Regions from separate parts of the Homo sapiens genome. Here all the other regions are linked to region 1. The links are chromatin contacts, found by Hi-C or POLR2A ChIA-PET in ENCODE. All regions are on one chromosome and are shown on one strand. Each heading gives the region's core, a stretch centred on a gene start or an enhancer-like site at or near the end of the contact. The rest is flanking DNA. Distances are from core to core; before and after follow the strand shown. Region 1 holds the start of UBE4B (ubiquitination factor E4B). Region 2 holds the start of SLC25A33 (solute carrier family 25 member 33). Region 3 overlaps PIK3CD (phosphatidylinositol-4,5-bisphosphate 3-kinase catalytic subunit delta). Region 4 holds the start of PIK3CD-AS1 (PIK3CD antisense RNA 1).

Evidence for each region. A loop is a pair of places that touch in the nucleus more often than their neighbours do. ChIA-PET counts read pairs that join two places held with the same protein, here RNA polymerase II (POLR2A). Pooled maps may share reads with other maps.
Region 2: a loop to region 1 is called in a map of CD8-positive, alpha-beta T cell, with 20 times the contacts of the local background. The contact joins the promoter of SLC25A33 here to the promoter of UBE4B in region 1. A Hi-C loop is called at or near these places in 4 of 168 maps with a recorded cell type or tissue (CD4-positive, alpha-beta T cell, CD8-positive, alpha-beta T cell and naive thymus-derived CD4-positive, alpha-beta T cell), 3 of 37 single-sample maps with no recorded cell type and 9 of 50 pooled maps. POLR2A ChIA-PET finds 5 or more read pairs at or near these places in 1 of 52 experiments (HEK293T).
Region 3: a loop to region 1 is called in a pooled map, with 4 times the contacts of the local background. The contact joins the enhancer-like site here to the promoter of UBE4B in region 1. A Hi-C loop is called at or near these places in 1 of 168 maps with a recorded cell type or tissue (CD8-positive, alpha-beta T cell), 1 of 37 single-sample maps with no recorded cell type and 9 of 50 pooled maps. POLR2A ChIA-PET finds 5 or more read pairs at or near these places in 1 of 52 experiments (naive thymus-derived CD8-positive, alpha-beta T cell).
Region 4: a pooled map shows a loop between it and region 1 (6-fold over the local background). The contact joins the promoter of PIK3CD-AS1 here to the promoter of UBE4B in region 1. A Hi-C loop is called at or near these places in 8 of 50 pooled maps.

What each region holds. Positions count from the first base shown.
Region 1 is chr1:10,031,415-10,034,355 of GRCh38, forward strand. It overlaps UBE4B (ubiquitination factor E4B), which reads left to right and starts at 1,544. Exons shown (of 28, transcript NM_001105562.3): 1 at 1,544-2,280. The coding sequence starts at 2,257. RefSeq lists silencers at 1,162-1,551, 1,582-1,801 and enhancers at 1,316-1,970, 2,362-2,411.
Region 2 is chr1:9,538,016-9,541,187 of GRCh38, forward strand. It overlaps SLC25A33 (solute carrier family 25 member 33), which reads left to right and starts at 1,450. Exons shown (of 7, transcript NM_032315.3): 1 at 1,450-1,732. The coding sequence starts at 1,677. RefSeq lists silencers at 1,206-1,725, 1,746-2,105 and enhancers at 1,215-1,509, 2,176-2,305.
Region 3 is chr1:9,703,285-9,706,317 of GRCh38, forward strand. The region is part of intron 2 of PIK3CD (phosphatidylinositol-4,5-bisphosphate 3-kinase catalytic subunit delta); the gene reads left to right. Among named protein-coding and RNA genes, the nearest start is that of PIK3CD-AS2, 17 kb to the left of the region's middle. Within about 2 kb of position 1,592, at least 6 of the 41 ENCODE cell types and tissues checked have a DNase peak (open chromatin) inside an H3K27ac peak, as active enhancers do; they include CD8-positive, alpha-beta T cell, where a contact is called at or near this core.
Region 4 is chr1:9,653,197-9,656,046 of GRCh38, forward strand. It overlaps PIK3CD-AS1 (PIK3CD antisense RNA 1), which reads right to left and starts at 1,390. Exons shown (of 2, transcript NR_027045.1): 1 at 1,002-1,390; 2 at 1-847. All of the region lies in intron 1 of PIK3CD (phosphatidylinositol-4,5-bisphosphate 3-kinase catalytic subunit delta), which reads left to right. RefSeq lists an enhancer at 728-777.

The DNA.
Region 1 (2,941 bases), core at 294-2,793:
GGATGATGAAAATGTTCTGAAATTGGACAGTGAGGATGACTGAACTGTGAACATAATAAAACCACTGTACACCTTAATTGGGTGAATTGTATGGTATGTAAATTAGATGGCAATAATGAGGTTAAAAAAAGTAAACTTTTAACATCAATGTCACCAGGGGTTCAAGTTCTGGCTTACACAGAATTCCTTTCCTGGAGAGCAGATAATATGCAAAGCCAGCAGTGATTTATTTTTACTCACAAATTCCTTACATATTTTTACTCACAAATTCCTTACATATCTAGTAGTCAGGTTCCTATTTTAAGCATGTAGCAAATACATTGTAACTCTTAATTCTGGAATGCAGTCTTTATGGCTTAGTGAGCCATCCAATCCACTTATAGTCTTCGTCAGCGGCAAAATCTGGAATTTCATGGTACTGTTACTTTGATCGCTCAACTTAGATTTATATTTTATAAATATATATATACATACATATATATATATTTTTTGAGATGGAGTCGCGCTCTGTCGCCCAGGCTGGAGTGCAGTGGCGCGATCTCGGCTCACTGCAAGCTCCGCCTCCCGGGTTCACGCCATTCTCCTGCCTCAGCCTCCCGAGTAGCCGGGACTACAGGCGCCCGCCGCCACATCTGGCTGATTTTTTGTATTTTTTAGTAGAGACGGGGTTTCACCGTGTTAGCCAGGATGGTCTCGATCTCCTGACCTCGTGATCCGCCCGCCTCGGCCTCCCAAAGTGCTGGGATTACAGGCGTGAGCCACCGCGCCCGGCCAAATATTTGTATTCTTGTGCACCGGAGGATGGTTTTCCCCCACTGACTCCAAACGTCTTCCTTGCATTTGCTGTGTACAATTCAGTGATTTGGGTCTCTCATCCATTTATACTTTCAAATTTTACCAATACTTTTTGAACACACTTAAAAAAAAAAAAACCCAGGAAGTATCTCTAAAAGGCCAAGGTAAAATAAAATGAATGGGAGTTCTTGTGTTCGAGTTTTCTTCCAACTGGGCTTTCCTGGAGGAGGTGGAAGAGTGTGTGGCAGATGTTTCAGAAAATGAGCGCTCAATACGGTAGATCACGCTCCCGGGGTCAAGGAGACGTTTTCCGTTTTCTTTTCCCTCGCTTAGGCGGCGGGCGCGCACAGTCCAGTGGGAGCGATGAGGTGTTTCTAGGCCCCCAAGTCACAGAAAAGCAGGCGATTGGGAACAACGGAGGCGCGGCGGGCCCCCGGGCCGCGGGCCAGCGCCACCTTCTGGTGGATCTTCCCCGACGCGAGTCTGGGAGTCGTCCCTCCCCTTGCCAGCCTACCTGGCTCAGGCCCGCCGCGCCCGCAGCCCCAGCGCGGTCGCCGTGGCAACGCCCCGCCCAGCCGCCAGCCTCCCTTTGCCCCTCCCCACGTCCGGCGCGGCTGCGCGGGACGGGGTGGGACGGAGGCGGGGAGAGGACGCAGGCGAGAGGAACTCGGCGGCGCGGCGCCCGCGGCCTATTGGCTGCCACGTCCCGGCGCCAGAAGCCCCGCCTCCCTGACGGGGGTCACGTGATCCCTTTCAAAGATGGCCGCCCTGTTGTTTTGATGAATAATACTTGGTGGGGCGAGGGGGAAAGAGTAGGGGTGGAGGGGTAGGAGGATTTACTCTTCCAGCGAGAGCTACGCGCATCCCATCCTCCCCCTCCCCCCTACCCGGGCTCCGGCGTGGAGGCGGGGCGTGGCCGGCCTGCTTTGGGAGGGGAGGGGCTTCCCTTACAGTGCTGGGCTCTGCCAGGACGGCTGTGGGGTCGCCTTACCTCGGGGTATCCACTCTGCAGTCGACCAGTTCCCGCCAGGAGCAAAGGGTAGGAAGGAGAGCAGGATCTGCTGTAGGAACGCAGCTACCGCGCCACTATCACGAAGAAACAGCAGGCTCGGGGCACGAGACGAACTGGAGACCGCGCTGCCTAGCTGGGTAACCTGGGAAGCAGAGGGTAATAAGTGGCGCCTTAAGACAACCCTGTAGCAGCAGCAGTGGCGGCCAAAGGAGGCTGCTCAGGGAACAAGCGGCTGTAGTAGTCTGTGGGGCGACTGGAGTGACCGAAGCCAAGGCAGTTTAGTGCCTCTCGTGTTCTTATTTTTTAACCTCTGACTATGCAATTCTGAAACCTCCCCCATTCGGGGGACCAGACAGCCTGATAGACACCTTCCACTCTCCTTCCTCCCGCCGTGGTCTCGAGAACAGAAGGATCTCTCCTTAACGCCTTTCACCATTAAGAGGAAAGCGATGGAGGAGCTGAGCGCTGATGAGGTGAGGAGGTTGGGGGACACCTTGAGGGATTAGTTGGCAACTCGTTAGCGCTTTGGACAGGGATGGTATTGCGCCAGTGCTGTCTGGCCTTTGGGCTTGGAGAAGGAACGGAGATGATATTTTCCAAGAATAACGTGACTCCCCGATAGGGTCTCTGGTTTTGTTCTCCTTTATTCTGTTGCCTTCTTTCTTCATTCTGAACTCCATTTGCTTCTTTCCGAGTGTTCTTTTAGGGTATGAACAAGAGGAGAGAGCATCTTGAGGTGTTTATTCTTTTCTTCAGGGTATGCGAACAAGAAGGGCGAGATTTACATGAAGTTAAAGTGTGTGTGTGTCTGTGTCTTCAGGAATTTAAAGAACAATTTTGGATGGAATGAGAATGTATGGTGGGTGAATATTTTTAAAGAAAGCATTTGAAATTCCAGATATGTGTGGTTATTGCACTGTATAAGCTTGATTAAACATATATTTTTGCTTGAGGGGTGGTTTACAGACAGATTCTTTGATATTTAACAAAATATGTATCTTCTCCACAGTTTAGAGAATTCCAGTTATATTCTGGTACTTAATAGACCACTAATGACTTCTGGCATTCTTCTGTTACATTCTATCTTTTCCTACTTCTTGAATCTTTCAAACTTGTGTTTTGCTGTAGCAGAGA
Region 2 (3,172 bases), core at 200-2,699, 490 kb before region 1:
CTAGCTCCCACGTTTCCACACAATTCCCTCCTACTTAAGCTCTCTATGTTTACACACAGGACATCTAACTGCTTGTTCTGGTCAAGGTACAGCTTTCCGGAGCTCTGAGAGACGGAAGAGAAAGGGTTGGTACGTTCTGCAGGTGAATGGTGGTCTGCTGAGAGAGAGACAGACAGAGAGACATAGTCCAAGGTAACAGGAAAGCTTCTGGCACTGGTGCCTGTGCAGTCAGTGGTGTCACTGCCAGGACAGGAAATAGAGGTAGAGCAGGTTTGGGGGAGGGGAAGAATGATAAGTTCAATTTGGGACCTTTATTCATTAGCTCCTTGGGCATTACTAGGTGGCAGGTACTGTGTCAGGAACAACTGTGAACAAAAGAAATAAGGTCCCTGCTCTCCTGAAGCTTACATTCCTGTATGGGAAGGACAACTTAAATAAATCAACAAACTAACTGCAGAAGCCCTGGTTCTATAGTCGTGTGACAGACTGCGCTGCAAAGGCGGCCAGGAAAGTCTCCATCTGGGGGAGACCTGGAGATTAGAAGATGTCAGGTTGAGTATGACAATGACCCAGTGACATAGGCTGAGAGAAGCAGTTTGGATATCTAGGTCTGGGCTGGAGATGATCAGAAAAGAAGCAAAAAGCATACTGCAAAATATACGCAGCATATACTACTACTTATAGGGAGATCAAAAATCCACATAATGATAATGATTATTAATTATTTGAGACAGAGTCTCGCTTTGTCGTCCAGGCTGGAGTGCAGTGGCAAGATCTTGGCTCACTGCAGCCCCCGCCTCCCGGGCTCAAGCGATTATCCAGCCTCAGCCACCCAAGTAGCTGGGATGACAGGGGTGCGCCGCCTCGTCCGGCTAACTTTTGTATTTCTAGTAGAGACACGGTTTCGCCGTCTTGGACAGGTTGGTCTGTAACTCCTGGCTTCAGGCGATCCGCCCGCCCGCCTCGGCCTCCCAAAGTGTTGAGATTGCAGGCGTGAGCCACCGTGAGGGCCTCACTGATTATCTAAGGCTGTTTAGATTATAGATTTTTAGATTATGTTTTTGTTTCCCTAAACGGGGTGGTGAGTACAGAGGTGTGAGATGTAACACGTAATTTGTACACCTTTTGCACACGTAAATATCACAAAGTAAACTTTTAAAATAAGGCAAGGCCTAGGGCCTCGCGAGGCTTCTCTGAGGAGCGAGGACCAGTCAGTCACAGCCAGTTTCCACTGCCTCCACGCTCCGGCCTAGGCCAGCCCCTCTCCCCAGTCATTCGCTCGGGGCTGGCTCCGCCCCAGAACTGCGCAACCTCCCCGCCCACATCCGCGTCCTAACCAATGAGCGCTCGAAATTTGGGTCCACACCCCCGTCACGCCCCGCCCCAGACTCGCGCGCCCGTGACGTCACGGTCCGGCCCCCGCCACGTGACGGCCGCGCGCCGGGCTCTAGCTCCCCGCCGGGCTCGCGCCGCAGAGGCCGGTGAGGCGCCGGCGGCCACGCCGCGGAAGGCGCGGGCCGAGCAGAGCCGGGCGTTGGAGCCCGCGCGCGCATGGAGGCGTTGCCGGCAGCCCCCTGAGGGCAGCGGGGAGACAAGACCCGGCGACCTCGCGCATCCCTCGAGCCGCCACGCGCTCTCGCCACCGGGCGGCGACGGGCCGCGGAGCCGGCGCGGCCATGGCGACGGGCGGCCAGCAGAAGGAGAACACGCTGCTTCACCTCTTCGCCGGCGGGTGAGTTCCCGGGCCCAGCCGCGCGCGCCCCACCGCCTGCGGTCCCCTCGGCCTTCGCCCCGGGCGCGGCCCCAGCCTCCCGCGGCGGTTACCGGCCTTCCCCGGGCTACGGCGCCGGCGCTCGGGAGGAGGAAGTCCCGGCGTCGGGGACTGGTGGGCAGGGCCGAGGGAGGGGGTCGGGCCTTCCTCACCCCTACGTCCTGACCGCAGCCCCGAGGGCGGCTGTGCCCCGCCGCCCGTCCTCCCCGCGGCGTCCCCAGCTTTTCCCCATTCTGAAGAGTCAGTGGCCGGTGAGTGGTGCTCGGCGGCGGTCCAGCCTGGACGCTGTGGCGCGGCCCCCCCTCCCCCGCCCCCTTCTCCTGGGGCCTCTCCCGAAGCGCAGCGCCTCAGAGCCCGTGGTAGGATCGCTGATGCTCGGGTGTGCCCGAGGTTCCTCAGGGCAGCGCGGGAGGTCATCCGGACGGGCAAAAAGGTCTGCGGACGTTGGACGTCAGCAAGGCCTGGGTGGTGCTGGTGAACGGTGATGCTTGCGGCCACACGCGGGGTGGCTAAGCCAGGGACCCGAACTCATATGAGGTCTGGAAGGTGTGTTGAGACACTTCTCGCCGGCTGGTAGACGCTTCCAACGCCAGAGACCGCAGAATTGTAAGGTGTTCCTTGTTTTGAAAGCTGCATTAGGTCTATGGTCAGGCACCTTTTTTCCAGCGGAGACAATGCATTTTTAGGAGGTTGAGTTCTGCGGTTAGGAAGGGAGATGGTACCCCTCGCCACCTCCCCTTGTCACCTCCCGCCGAGAATAGAAGGTAAAATATTTTTGAGTATTAGTAATTTTCTTTTTTCCTTTATCACAGCCGGTGGCTTGGGGTCCTTTCGGAGTCTTACAGATATTTGGAGTATTAATTTGAGGACCTCATCGGCCTGGCACAGGAATTTTTGAGTGTAGGATATTTTGCATAAAATAGTTTATTCTGGGATGATCATCTTGGCTTGAGTAGTTGCAGCCTGGATTCCTACCTGGATATGTTCCTTACAACAAACAATGGTTGAGAAACTTATCTTGGAAGATGACTGATGAAAGCGTCCCTGAGCTTTTTTTGTACTTGTATTGTGGGCAGTCACCAGGTTACTTTAACCAAAAACTTCGGTGGGTCTTCATAGATTGGAAGAGTTTCTCATTCATCTCTTCCCTGTCATTCATTCCCTTGCAACCCTTCCCTCCATGTCTCCATTGAGACTTCCTTTTTTTTTTTGAGAGGGAGTCTTCCTCTGTCGCCCAGGCTGGAGTGCAGTGGTGCGATCTTTGGGCTCACTGCAACTTCCGCCTCCCGGATTCAGGCGATTCTCCTGCCTCAGCCTCCCGAGTAGCTGGGATTACAGGCCCCGCCACCAAGCCTGGCTAATTTTTTTTTTCTTTTTTTTTTTTTGAGACGGAGTTTCGCT
Region 3 (3,033 bases), core at 342-2,841, 330 kb before region 1:
TCCCACCTCCAAGCCAATCCCCATGGCCTGGGCAAACTCAGGCCCCTGATTGGCTGTGTCTGAGTCTCAGGCTATCCAGGGAGCTAGGGGTGAAGTCAGCTTATCCGAACCACTTGGACTGAGTGTGTTGAGTTTTTGAAAAGTCCCCAGCTCCCAGATTAAAAAAAAAACCAACAAAAACGTAAAGTTACTAGCACCCAGAAGCCTCCCATGCGCCCTTCTAGTCACTCCCCCAAACCTGGGGTAACCCCTATTTCTTTTGCCACCATAGATTTATTAATTCTGCCTGTGTTTGTTTCTTTGTACAGTTGGAATCATGAACACATATTTTTTTTGTGGGCAGCTGCTTTTGCCCAGCTTTATGTGTGTGAGAGTCATCGATACTGTTGTGTGGACTTGTAGACTGCTCATTCTCATTGCTATATAACATTCTGCTCAGAAAGAGTATCACACATTATTTTGCCATTCCCCATTCTGTTGATGTGCATTTGGGAAGTTTCCACTTTGGAGCCATCATGAATAGTGATGCCATAGACACTCTTGCCCGTGTCTTTTGATAAATATACATGTATTTGCATTTCTCTGGGGTGTGTACTTTGGAGCGGAATTGCTGGGTCCTAGGGCATAGGCATGTTCAACTTTAGTAGATATTGTCAAACAGTTTTCCAAAGCAGTTGTACTGGTTTGCGTTCTTGGGGCATTTCTGAAGTCCCTGTACTCACTGGCATCTCTGTCCTGTACATATCAGAGAGCTATGGTTCTGGGCTTCATTCAGGGAAGAGTTAGGGCTGGTTGGCCACTGTGCTAGAGAGAGGTTCTTAGCCCAGAGAGACGGAAGGCACTTCCACTTTCTCCTGTCCTGTCTCACTGGTGACAGGACCTGGCATTTGATGTCCTGTGCAGACCAGTCTGATACTTTCTGTATTAGGAATGAGGTTTTCTGTGAAAGTATTTCCCTACATCCCATTTAGGTAAGGTGTAGTTGAAGACTTCATTTCCAGAGTGCTAAGGGGCAGGAGAGTGAGGGGTGTATTTTCCTGGAACCCAGGCTGTGGGTTGGAGTCCCTGGGAGCTCATGCCTCATGTGCTCATCTTGGGCCTCACCAGACTGAGTGGCCAAAGATACCCCTGACTTTCAAAGCCCATGGTCAAAGCCCATTTCATGTCATAAGTGGATTCTCCAGGATTCCTGACTCTCTCCCAAGTTGTTTTTTTGTTTTGCTTTGTTTTGTTTTGTTTTGTTTTTGAGACAGGGTCTCACTCTATTGCCCAGGCTGGAGTGCAGTGGCACAATCTCAGCTAACTGCAACCTCCACTTCCCTGGCTCAAGCAATCCTCCAGCCTCAGCCTCCCAAGTAGCCGGGACTACAGGCGTGAGCCACCATGACCGGCTAATTTTTGTATTTTGTGTAGAGACAGGGTTTTACCATGTTTCGCAGGCTGGTCACCAATGCCTGAGCTCAAAGTGATCCACTGGCCTCAGCCTCCCAAAGTGCTGGGATTACAGGCGTGAGCCACCACGCCCAGCCGGTCCCCCAAGTTTTGAAACAAAAGGAAGACTTTGGCTTGGCCATTCTCAGCAAGAGGAACCCAAAGTAGGATGTGGTTTTGCAATTGGAGGAAGTGGCGACCAGCAGTGGCAGTGCCTAGAGATGTGCAGCTCTCGCTCCTCAGGGCAGCTGGGGTCCAGCTGACGGTGAGGCCTGGGCCCAGCCGGCGCTGCCACCCAATCAACACCTGCCTTCAACCAAATATTTCTTTTCAACTGTTTTTACAAGTCTTTAAAATCCAAGAGAATGTGATCTTTAAGTAGAGAAGTCTTTGCTTAAAGAATAAAAATCATAAATCATAAAGGCAAAGATTGATAATTTGACCGCATCAACATTAAAAACTTCTACTCACCAGGCTGGGCATGATGGCTCATGCTTGTAATCCCAGCACTTTGGGATACTGAGGCCAGTGGATCACTTGAGCCCAGGAGTTTGGGACCAGTCTCTACTAAAAACATATATTTTTTTAAAGTCTCTATTAAAAATACCAAAAAAAAAAAAAAAAAAGGAAAAAAAAAAGGGTGTAGTGGCATACGCCTGTAGTCCCAGCTACCTGGGAGCCTGAGGTTGGGAGGATCACCTGAGCCTGGGAGGTTGAGGCTGCAGTGAGCTGTGATTGCGCCACTGCACTCCAGCCTGGATGACAGAGTGAGACCCTGTCTCCTAAAACAAAACAAAACAGCAACAACAAAAAACCTTCTACTCACCAAAAAGACACCATAAGCAAAGCAAAAAGATGACTCAGATTAGAAAATATTTCCCGCTCATTCAACCAACAAAGGAATGGAATCTAGAATATATAAAGAAATCCTACAAAGCATTAAAAAAGATTAAGTAACCCCACAGGAAAATGGGCAAAGTTTATAGTAAGTAGGCTATTTGTAGAAAATAAAGGTTTTATGGAAAATCAGGGAAATGCAAATTAAAACGAGATAATTTCATTCACATCAAATTGGCAAAAATGAGTAAATTTGACAATACCAAGTGTTGACCAATATCTGGAGATTGATCTCCATACCACAGTTCTGAGATTGCTGACGGGCACCACCGTCTTGAGGACAGTGTGGTGATATTTAGTAAAGTTAATGGTGTGGTTATACCGATCGTAGGTTATGCCACATGTGTCTCTTGAGCACTTGAAATGTGGACAGTGTGAGGAATGGAATTTTAAAACATTTAATTTAATTTAAAATTGCTGTTGATTCATTTATTGGAATTTTTTTTTTTTTTTTTTTTTTTTGGTAGAGACAGAGTTTTGCCATGTTGCTCAGGCTGGTCTCAAACTCAAGCAATCCACCTGCTTTGGCCTCCCAAAGTGCTGGGATTACAGGCATGAGCCACTGCGACCAGCCTTAAGTGTGTTTAGAACAAACTGGGTCTGGCTAGGAGCTCACACCTGTAATGCCAGCACTTAGAGAGGCCGAGGTGGGAGGATCACTTGAGCCCAGGAGTTCGAGACCAACCTGGGCAACATAGCAAGACC
Region 4 (2,850 bases), core at 140-2,639, 380 kb before region 1:
CCCTGCTCTCTTCCAGGAGAGTGGGATACCGCCCGGGTGCCTGACGGTGCCTTGGTGTTCTTGACAATTGAATGGTACCATCGGGACATTACTCCCCAAAGAACTGGTCGTTCTTACCTAGGTGATTTCAGCTGGACAACTGTAGGAGCTGAGTGGTGTTGTCTTCATTTTACAGTTAAGGAAACGAAGGCTCAGAAAAGTTAAATAACTCACCAACCCACACAGTTTACAAGTAGTTTCTCCAGGATCCCAGCTCTTTCCGACGCCAGCGCGTTTAATCATCTGGGGGTGCCGTTGCTTGCGGGGGAAGGAGAATGTCCTAGTAATTCTCTTGGGGGGGATTTGGAGGGGACGACTGTTCAGAGAGGCACCCTCTAAGATACCCTTGAGACTCCTCTGTAACACCCGCTGCTGCTGTTCACACCCCCTCCCCAATTTGATTGATGTGTTGAGTGGGGCGGAAGGTTCTTTTGGTTGATGAGGCTGCGACCAAACGCAAGGAGATATAAATAGAGCTTTCTCTTTGGCTCTCTCTAGAGCAGAAATGCCAACCCCTTAGCATTTCCATGGCCTGCTGGAGTTTCATTTCTTGATATTAGGATTCCAGCCATCTTGGCTGGTGAGAGGCCTGCTGGCGGCTTCCTGGGCTTGGTCCTCTTTTGGTGCTTTCACAGAATGATGGAAGACACTGGAGTGGGCTGGAGGAGTGCTCTTAAAACCCAGTTGTGGCTGAGAGCGGTAGCTCATACCTGTCATCCCAGTGCTTTGGGAGGCCCAGACGGGAGGATCACTTGAAGCCAGGAGTTCAAGGTTGCAGTAAGCTATTACAGTGCCACTGCGCTCCAGCCTGGGTGACAGAGCAAGAGCCCATCTCTGAGAAACATAATACAACAACCCAGTTGCCTGCTCCAGAGACAACTAAGCTAGCCTCCTTCTGAGCCCCACTTCCCCCGCCCTTCAGCCCCTGTTCAGAAACAGACTACATTGGCCACACTACTCACTTAGATGTTTCTGGAATTAGGGCACGTGCCCCAGAGGTACTCCCGACCACGCAGATGTCCCCTTCTGGCAGGAAAAGCGCGTTTCTGCGTTTCTGCAGCCTCAGTCCACGCCGCCAGGTCTTTGCACTAAGCTGTGGGCTCCGTTTCTCCTCCGATACCATGTTTAGCAAGTGTTTCCTGAGATCACACGGGGTGCCAGGGGCTGTGCTAAGAACAGGGCAGGCAGACTGGGAGGGCATCAGCCCCTGGGGGGCTTACAGGACAGACAGTCCACCAATGGTTGTGCGAAAGCCAGCCCGCTTTCGCACAACTGTCCGATGGAATTCATGGAGGTGGGAGTGGGGATGGTGAGAGTCGGTTCCTGCTTCATCTTGTTTTACTTAAATTGCACAGTGAAAGGGAGAAGTGAATGTGCAACGGATGAAGCAATTCCCCTTTGGCTGGGTTATTTTCAAAACCATTTTTGTGTAGAGAGCAGTTCCCGCCCTCCCTGAGGCCAGCTGCCGGTGTGGGCCTGATGGTGGGGTTTGGGGCCCCAGCAAATGTTTCCTTAACGTGGGACCTTCAGAAGGCTCTTTCAGGCTGGGCGCGGTGGCTCACGCCTGTAATTCCAGCACTTTGGGAGGCCGAGGTGGGCGGATCACTTGAGGTCAGGAGTTCAAGACCATCTTGGCCAACATGGTGAATATCTGTCTCTACGAAAAATGCAAAAAAAAAAAATTAGCTGGGCGTGGTGATGAGCACCTGTAATCCCAGCTACTTGGGAGGTGGAGGCAGGAGAATCGCTTCAATCCGGGAGGTGGAGGTTGCAGTGTGCTGAGATTGTGCCACTGCACTCCAGCCTGGGCAACAGAGTGAGACTACATTTCAAAAAAAAAAAAAAGAAAAAAAAGCTCTTTCAGCCAGGAGGGTGGCTTCAGCTACTCCCCAGGGGACAAGTGTGTTTTTCAGCAAAGCTGTTAGAGAAGATGGTCTAGAAGCAGTACCCCGGGATGGAGGAGACAAGGAAGGGCCCTATCCACTGGAGGATGGCAGAGCCTGGCTTGTTTGAAAGGGAGGAAAATATTGTCATCTTGGTACCGGTGACAGTGTTTCATAAATAGCGAAGGTGGCAAAACGCCACCTCTCTCCCTACAGTTAACGCTAAGACTGAGTTGTCTTTAGTTTGGTTGGTGGAAATCCCCGGCAATCATAGCAGAAATGCTGCCAGTTTCAAGATGGAAAAAATAAAAAACCCAGGAACCCCCCGCCCCCCCCCCTTTTTTATTGCAGCTAAACACTGTGACTTGCTGTGGGTCCTACCAAAATAACGGCCATTCTCCCCTCCCTGAGGGCCAGCACAGTCCCTAGGGCCTGTGAAAGTTCCCCTTCCAGCTGCACTGGCTGGATATGCGTGAAACTCCCCTCCCTCCCCAGAAGTCACAACCTTACCACCTCGGATAAGGGTCAGGGCTCCTGGAAATGGGTCCCTTTTCCTATTACTTTCTTTCTTTTTTCTTCTTTTTTTTTTTTTTTTTTGAGACGGAGTCTCGCTTTGTCGCCCAGGCTGGAGTGCAATGGTGTGATCTCGGCCCACTGCAACCTCTGCCTCCAGGTTCAAGCGATTCTCCCACCTCAGCCTCCTGAGTAGCTGGAATTACAGATGTGCGCCACTATGGCCAGCTATTTTTAGTATTTTTAGCAGTGACGGTGTTTTGCCATGTTGGCCAGGCTGGTCTCGAACTCCTGACCTTAGGTGATCTGCCCACCTTGGCCTCCCAGAGCGCTAGGATTAAAGGCGTGAGCCACCATGCGCGGCCTTCCTATTACATTCTGAGCACAGGGGGAGTGATCAGAGTGAAGGGTGTGG